Regions from separate parts of the Homo sapiens genome. Here all the other regions are linked to region 3. Evidence: chromatin contacts called from ENCODE Hi-C or POLR2A ChIA-PET data. All regions are on one chromosome and are shown on one strand. Each heading gives the region's core, a stretch centred on a gene start or an enhancer-like site at or near the end of the contact. The rest is flanking DNA. Distances are from core to core; before and after follow the strand shown. Region 1 holds the start of PLPPR2 (phospholipid phosphatase related 2). Region 2 has its middle 13 kb from the start of TIMM29. Region 3 holds the start of SPC24 (SPC24 component of NDC80 kinetochore complex).

Evidence for each region. A loop is a pair of places that touch in the nucleus more often than their neighbours do. ChIA-PET counts read pairs that join two places held with the same protein, here RNA polymerase II (POLR2A). Pooled maps may share reads with other maps.
Region 1: a pooled map shows a loop between it and region 3 (6-fold over the local background). The contact joins the promoter of PLPPR2 here to the promoter of SPC24 in region 3. A Hi-C loop is called at or near these places in 1 of 168 maps with a recorded cell type or tissue (naive thymus-derived CD4-positive, alpha-beta T cell) and 12 of 50 pooled maps. POLR2A ChIA-PET finds 5 or more read pairs at or near these places in 3 of 52 experiments (IMR-90, activated CD4-positive, alpha-beta T cell and activated CD4-positive, alpha-beta memory T cell).
Region 2: a loop to region 3 is called in a pooled map, with 3 times the contacts of the local background. The contact joins the enhancer-like site here to the promoter of SPC24 in region 3. A Hi-C loop is called at or near these places in 5 of 50 pooled maps. POLR2A ChIA-PET finds 5 or more read pairs at or near these places in 10 of 52 experiments (CD4-positive, alpha-beta T cell, H1, HEK293 and 7 more).

Annotation. Positions count from the first base shown.
Region 1 is chr19:11,353,982-11,356,681 of GRCh38, reverse strand. It overlaps PLPPR2 (phospholipid phosphatase related 2), which reads right to left and starts at 1,250. Exons shown (of 10, transcript NM_001393892.1): 1 at 1,110-1,250. It overlaps CCDC159 (coiled-coil domain containing 159), which reads right to left. Exons shown (of 11, transcript NM_001080503.3): 10 at 1,986-2,102; 11 at 1,738-1,809. The coding sequence ends at 1,805. RefSeq lists an enhancer at 1-338 and a silencer at 981-1,430.
Region 2 is chr19:10,940,939-10,943,638 of GRCh38, reverse strand. No RefSeq gene overlaps it. Among named protein-coding and RNA genes, the nearest start is that of TIMM29, 13 kb to the right of the region's middle. Within about 2 kb of position 1,423, at least 4 of the 41 ENCODE cell types and tissues checked have a DNase peak (open chromatin) inside an H3K27ac peak, as active enhancers do; they include OCI-LY7, where a contact is called at or near this core.
Region 3 is chr19:11,154,436-11,157,135 of GRCh38, reverse strand. SPC24 (SPC24 component of NDC80 kinetochore complex) reads left to right here and starts at 1,354. Exons shown (of 5, transcript NM_182513.4): 1 at 1,354-1,519. The coding sequence starts at 1,360. RefSeq lists a silencer at 1,238-1,397.

The DNA of each region.
Region 1 (2,700 bases), core at 1-2,500, 200 kb before region 3:
ACACACACACACACACAACCATGGCATAGCGTTCACCCATCCCACAGTGAAGACCGAGCACCTGCCGACTTCCAGGCGCTGTGCTGGGCGCCACTTTGCAGTAAACAAGAGGGGCCCCCTTGTTCAGACAGGTGTCCAACACACACAACACATGTCACTGCATACTCACACACAGTGGGCTCATAGCCTGTCAGAGACACCAAACAGATCAAACAAGTCCCCACCCCCACCCCAGGCCAAACAGAGAGAGACATGTCAGGAGACCCTACACACATCACAGTCCCACACAAGCCCCCACACCGCTACAGTCAGGGACACACAGTCAGGCCTGCAACACACTTAAGAGTCACAGAAAAGAGTCACCGCACACAATGGGGGTCACAGAACTCATCACAGCGTCACACCCCCAATTACAAGGCACTCAGCGACAGCCACACACACACTAACAGTCTCTTATTCACACCAACAGTCACAGGGGAGAGACAAGGTGCCATCTACAACCACATGGCCACATCCATGGACCATGACACAGACTCACAATGCCACACAAGAAAGGTGCACAGCGCACGACCACAGCCACACACACATACACACCATCAGAATGAACACACAACAGGAGCCACACAATGACAGTCCTATGCACACAACCACACGAACACCAAGACAGTCACACACAGAGACAGCAGCCACACGGGGGGCCAATGGCAGTCACAGCATAGCCAGACACACACACACAAACCATCAGAGTGACACCCACAACGACAGCCGCACAATGACAGTGACACACACACACACACACCCGCGGACCTCCCGAAACCACACAATCCCAGTCATGCAGCCACACGATGACAGTTACACAACCACACACAGACACACAATGACAACCACACAATCACAGTTACCCACAGCCGCCCTCACCACCGGTGCTGGCTCCTCGGCCCGGGGTCCCCTCCCCCAGCCCGGTCCCCTCCCCCAGCTCGCCGCCTCCCCTCCCCCGCCCCTCCCCGCGCTGGACCCAGAGGGACCCAACCCTCAGGAACCGGAGACCGACACCGGGGGTGGGAAGCCCACGGGAGGGGATGAGGGGCGCCCCCACCCCCTCCTCTCACCGCGTCGAGGCCGCCGCCGCCTGAGCCCCCGCTCCGCCTAGACTGCCCCGGCGCGGCGGGATGGACAGACGGACTGCCAGCCAGGCTGGCAGACGCGAAGACCGAGACGCGGTCGGCCGGGCCTGGCCGCGCCGCGCAGACTCCGAGGTGGAGGGAGGGGCGGGGCCTCCGGGCGTCTCATTTGCATAGCCCCGTGGGGCGGGGCCTCCGTGATCTTGGAGGCGGGGCGTGTTAGCATCGATTGTAGGAAGGAACCAAGAATGGAAGTAGAGAGGGAGGACCCTGGGGTGGGCGGGGCTCCGAGGGTAATAGGAGGGAGGGGCTTCAGAGTATGTCCCTGGGCCGCGCCTCTCCCTCTCTGGGCCTCAGTTTCCCCATTCGCCAGGGCCCCCCAGAAAGGAAGGCTCTGTGGCCAGTGTGGAAGTCTGTCTGGCTGCTCGTGTCTGGACAGAATGACTCCTTGCCTTGTCATATATTAAATCTGGCTTCAGATGTCCCCTGATTCCAAGCCCACACATCCCGAATGACCCCTGGGGTCTCTACACCCCTCCCCCCCAACAATGAGGGGTAAACTAGGAGGGCAGGGGGATTCCTAGGCACAGGAAGCAGCAAGACTAACAGTCGGGGCTAGAGGAGGGTCTGGGCTAGTTTATTTTCTCTCTGGAGGGGTCTTCAGGGAGAGCAGTCCCGGCTGCTCAAGCTGTGGAGAGAGAGGGTGGGTCAGGGCCTGGCCAGGTCCAGGGGACTCCGGGGCTGCAGGTCAGGGACCGCATGCCCAGATCAGGATCTGGGCCTGTTCTGAGGGTCTAGACTGTGGGAGTCAAGGGCAGGTCAGGAGGGAAATGGGTGGAGGGGGGGACTGGGGAGGATCTGCACCGGGTGGGAAGGAGCGGCCGCTCTTGCTGAAAGGTGGCTGGGAGAGGTCCTGGTCACAGTCGGAGTCAGAGTCCCAGGAGGGGAGTGGAGGGCTCAGGCACTGGTGCCCCTTGTGGCCTGCAGGAGGGACAGGTTCCCTGAATGTGACCCTCAAGTAACCCCCAAATATAGGCCCTGTGTCCCTTCATAGTATACCTCATTGATACTTAAACCATGACCCCCAATTCCCTTGAATGTGATCCAGTGTGACACCAAATTATGACTTCAATGACCCTTGCATTTTACCCAATTGACACTTTTTTTTTTAGAGATGGGGTCTCGCTCTGTTGCCCAGACTGGAGTGCAGTGGCACGATTATGGCTCACTGCAGCCTCAACCTCGCAGGCTCAAGCGATCCTCCTGTCTCAGCCTCCTGAGTAGCTGAGACTACAGGTGTGCTCAGCCACAGGTGCACCATCACCCAGCTAGTTTTTAAATTTTTTGGAGAGATGGGGTCTCACTGTGTTGCCCAGGCTGGTCTCAAACTCCTAGACTCAAGTAATCCTCCCACCTCAGCCTCCCAAAATATTAGGATTACAGGCATGAGCCACTGTGTGGAGTCCCCATGGACTCATATAAGATCCAAGTGACTCTGAATGTGACCATGAATGACTCCTGGATGAAACCTCCAGTGACTCCTTAATGTGACCCCAGAACACTACTTAATGTGACCATA
Region 2 (2,700 bases), core at 174-2,673, 210 kb after region 3:
TTTATTTATTTATTTATTGAGAGGGAGTCTTGCTCTGTTGCCCAGGCTGGAGTTCAGTGGCATGATCTCAGCTCATTGCAACCTCTGCCTCCCAGGTTCAAGTGATTCTCTCACCTCAGCCTCCCCAGTATCTGGGACTACAGGCACATGCCAGCACATCTGGCTAATTTTTGTATTTTTAGTAGAGACAGGGTTTTTACTAAATTTTTCATATTTTTAGTAGAGATGGGGTCTCCCTATGTTGCCCAGGTCAGTCTCAAACTCATAGCTCAAGGGATCCATCCACATTAGCCTCCCAAAGTGCTGGGATTACAGGCATGAGGCACTGTGCCCCACCGTGACAGTTTACTTCATTGTGGTCATCCTCTTGATATTTTGAAAGCATTCAAACTCTACAGTGGCTTTTATATAATTAAACAACAATTTTAAAGAGATGGAGGTGTCACTATGTTGACCAGGCTGGTCTTAAACTCCTGGTCTCAAACTCCTCGTCTCAAGCAATCCTCCCATCTCAGCCTCCCAATGTGCTGGGATTACAGTGTGAGCCACCACGTCCAGCCTATAGTGGCTTTTGTAAAAACCCCTACAGAGTGAGGCCTATCATATTATTTCAAAAGCCTACACCCAATATCTAACTGTTCTCAGAAGAAATAGGGAGACTTTTCAGAGCATCACTACCTAAGCAAGGTCACAGATTGGAGCCCCAGCTGGGAGGAAACAGAGCTATCAACATTAGATGTGCCTCAACAAAGACCAGTGCAGTCCCTGCAGGGGATGATGAAAACTTTTCAAAGCCAGCTGTCCCACGAGTAAAGTTTAAACCAATCCACAGAGCACAGATCCTACACTGATAAGCAATAACACTACAGCAGAACTCAAGCAATGGAAAATCCTACAAGTTTTAGCATGAATAACATCCACAAGAGCTGGGTTATTAGAGCAGAGCACCTCTCCCTGGTTTTGATTCAAAGAACTTGCCAGAATTTAAATTAATTATTTTTTCATGTAATTATTTGCTGCAAGGCTGGGCACGGTGGCTCACGCCTGTAATCCCAGCACTTTGAGAGGCCGAGGCGGGCGGATCACAAGGTCAGGAGATTAAGACCATCCTGGCTAACACGGTGAAACCCCGTCTCTACTGAAAATACAAAAAAATTAGTCATGTTGGCCTGGCTGGTCTCGAACTCCTGACCTCAGGTGATCAGCCCGACTTGGCCTCCCAAAGTGCTGGGATTACAGGCGTGAGCCACTGTGCCCGGCCCCTGCATTTTATTTCAATGGAAGGATGTCTAACTTAATTTTCCCACAAATGGTTTCCAGATCATCTCTCATTCAGGGCAAACACCAGATCAGGCCTCTACAAGGAACGACAGATTAGTGCAGCTGGGAAATGGGTAACACCCACCTGATAGAGAAAGGGGGTTCTTGCTCCCTCTAGTGTTCACCACACACTACAGATGTCCTGCTGTTCCCCTGTAAGGCGACCAGTAATACCTACCATGTCAGCTTTGAAATAACCAAGATGTCACTAAGTAGATGGGTGAATAAACCAACTGGGGTCCATGCAGACAATGGAATATATTCCGTAAGATAATATATTACACTAGAAAAGAACTAGCTGCTCAGGAGGCTGAGGTTGGAGGATCACTTGGCCCAGGGGTTCGAGACAAAAGCCTGAGACCCCATCTCCATGAAAAAAAAAAAAAAATTAGCTGGGCCTGGTGGCACATGCCTGTAGTCCCAGCTACTCAGAAGGCTGAGGCAGGAGAATCGCTTGAACCCAGGAGGCGGAGGTTGCAGTGAGCCGAGATTGCGCCACTGCACTTCAGCCTGGTGACAGAGCTAGACTCCATCTCAAAGAAAAAAAAAAAAAAAATCTGCCGGGTGCGGTGGCTCACGCCTGTAATCTCAGCACTTTGGGAGGCCGAGACGGGCAGATCACGAGGTCAGGAGATGGAGACCGTCCTGGCTAACGCAGTGAAACCCCGTCTCTACTAAAAATACAAAAAAAAAATACAAAAAAAAAAAATTAGCTGGGCGTGTTTGCAGGCGCCTGTAGTCTCAGCTACTGGGGAGGCTGAAGCAGGAGAATGGCCTGAACCCGGGAGGCGGAGCTTGCAGTGAGCCGAGATCCTGCCACTGCCCTCCAGCTTGGGCGCCAGAGCGAGACTCCATCTCAAAAAAAAAAAAAAAAGCTCCATAGGTACCTACCCTGTGTTCACTTTATCTTATGGAAAGTGACCATTTACTGGGCGCCAGACGAATACATAATTGACTATCCCCCTACCTGCTCCTTTTCTGTAGGAATATGTGAATTACATATGGATACATTTGGGATACATTACATATATGGATTTTATTACACATGGACACATTACTCTCCCATTTGCCCTCCAGCCCACTTTTCCCCTTTAAATACTGAAGCCCTCAAAATAATTTTTGGAGAAAGACACAGATTATGAACTGTGTCCGTGATTCTATGTTTCGTTCTTTTTCTCTTTTTCTTTTCTTTCCTTCCTTTCCTTTCCTTTCCCTCCCTCCCTGCCCCACTCCTCCCTCTCTCCCTCCCTGCCTCCCTCTGTCTCTCTCTGTCTCTCTGTCTCTTTCTGTCCCTCTGTTGCCCAGGCTGGAGTGCAGTGGTGCACAGCGATTCTCCTGCCTCAGCCTCCTTAGTAGCTGGGATTACAGGTGCCCACGACC
Region 3 (2,700 bases), core at 105-2,604:
TCTTTAGGTGGTAGCACACATAAAAATGTTGCCACGCCAGGCGCGGTGGCTCACGCCTATAATCCCAGCACTTTGGGAGCCTGAGGCAGGCAGATCACGAGGTCAGGAGTTCAAGACCAACCTGGCCAACATAATGAAACCCCGTTTCTACTAAAAATACAAAAAATCAGCTGGGTGCGGTGGCGGGCACCTGTAATCCCAGCTACTCGGGAGGCTGATGCAGGAGAATGCCTTGAACCCAGGAAGCAGGCTGGAATGCCTTGCACTCCAGCCTGGGCAACAGAGTGAGACTCTGTCTTAAAAAAAAAGAGAGAGAAAGAAAAAAAGATGCCATCTTAACATCTTGTTTCTTGCAGAAATACCAGTGTCTAGCATGGAACCAGCACCTTAGAGTCAGCACTGATCTTTTCTTTGTTTTGTTTTGTTTTGAGACAGGCTAGTCTCAAACTCCAGGGCTCAAGCGATCCTCCTGTCTTAGCCTTCCAAAGAGCTCAGACTTACAGGCGTGAGCCACTGCACCCAGCTACATGCTAGGATTCTATGTATGTTTCATTAAACAACTATATAGCACCTACTGAATAGGAGACACTATCACGCCAGGCTGGGCTCGGTGGCTCACGCCTGTAATCCCAGCACTTTGGGAGGCGGAGGCAGGAGGATTGCTGGAGGCCAGGAGGTCGAAGTTGCAATGAGCTATGATTGTGGCACTGCACTTCAGCCTGGGTGACAGAGCAATACCTTGTCTCTAAAAAAAAAGTAATAAGAAGAATTCTCACGCCAACGCTGACACAGGCACTAGTATGACCCTCATTTTACTAAGGAGGAAAGTACCGCACAGAGAGGTGAAGTCTGTCCAGGGTAACACAGCTAGTAAGTGGCAACGCTGGGATTCGAACCCAGTAAATCTGGCTGCAGACGCCATTTTGCTATGCAGCCTCTCATAGAATCTACTTATTCTCTATGCTTATTGTGTATCCCACGCACACACTGTAGGATGTAAGTTCCAGGAGAAGCTGCTCGCTGCTTTGCCGTTAGAACCCCACCCTGCACAGAGCAAGCGCTCGACCTATGGAGAAATAAACAGCCGCTTTCTCTCCCGCGCAGGCGCATCGGGAAGGATAACGGAGCCTCCCCCTTCCTGCGCCGATTGGTCATCACCGATGACTGACGGAGGAGTGGTCGCAGGCGCACCAGGCCAGACCAAAGGCGGCTTAGCCCAGTCTAAGATCCTGTTCCCCATGCCTATTGGCCATTGCTTATGACTGACGTATCAAAAAATCCAATGGAAAGCAACCTCTTCTGGAAGAGGGCGGGCCCCGCGGACAGTCAAATTTGCGCGGGTTGGAGCCTGGCGTAGTCATGGCCGCCTTCCGCGACATAGAGGAGGTGAGCCAGGGGCTGCTCAGCCTGCTGGGCGCCAACCGCGCGGAGGCGCAGCAGCGACGGCTGCTGGGGCGCCACGAGCAGGTGGTGGAGCGGCTGCTGGAAACGCAAGACGGTGCCGAGAAGCAGCTGCGAGGTGAGGGTCGGAGCGTGGTCGCGGGCCCACGGGGGAAGGGGCCCGGGTGCTGGGAGGGGGCGACCAGGCCCACCTCAAAACCCCTTCTCTCCTGGACTCTCCCATCTCCTGCCCTATGCCCCCTGGGACGGCCCCCTCTGAGCCTTAGTTTCACCATCTGAGAAATCGGCTTTATGACAGCAACCATCCCCCACCCCCCAGGGGTTTAGTGGTAAATATAGGAGTCTGGAGGGGTTGGCCCCTTCTGAGCTCTCCGTGAGCAGGAGCTGGGGGTCTCAGGGTTTGAACTGGGGCTCAGGAGTCAAAGCTCCGGGTTTGAATCCTAGCACCCATCCCCATGTCCGCTGTGAGACTTGAGGTGAGTTTCTTAAATTCTCTGTGCCTCAGCTTCCTTCCTTGTCAAATGGTTGTGACAATAGCCCATCCCTTCTTCCTGAAGGCATTCAGATGTTTTATGGAGCATCTGCTGCTGCCAGGCCCTGGGCTCACCGCAACCTCCACCTCCCGGGTTCAAGCTATTCTCCTGCCTCAGCCTCCTGAGTAGCTGGGATTACAGGCGCTTGCCACCGCACTCGGCTAATTTTTGTATTTTTGGTAGAGACGGGGGGTCACCACGTTGGCCAGGCTGGTCTCAAACTCCTGACCTCAGGTAATCTGCCTGCCTCAGCCTCCCAAAGTACTGGGACTGCAGACGTGAGCCACTGTGTCCGGCCCATCTTCACTATCTGTAACTGCACAGTTCAGTGGCCTTAAGCACATTCACACTGCTGTGCAACCATCAGCACCATCATCCATCTCCAGAACTTTCTCATCTTTCCAAACTGAAGCTCTGTCCCCATGAAACACTCACTCCCCATCCCCTTCTCAGACCCTGGCACCCACCAGGGTTCTACTTTCTGTCTCAAATTTGACTCCTCTAGGAACCTTACGAGGAATTGTACAATATCTACCCTTCCTAGTGGAATCATACAATATCTACCCTTTTGTGTCTGGCTTATTTCATGGAGCATAATGTCCTCCAGGTTCATCCATGTCATAGCCTGTATCAGAATTTCCTTTCATTTTGTGTACTTACTGTGAGACAGAGCCTCGCTCCATTACCCTGGCTTGAATGCAGTGGTGTGATCTTGGCTCACTGCAACCTCTGCCTCCCAGACTTAAGTGATCCTCCCACCTCAGCC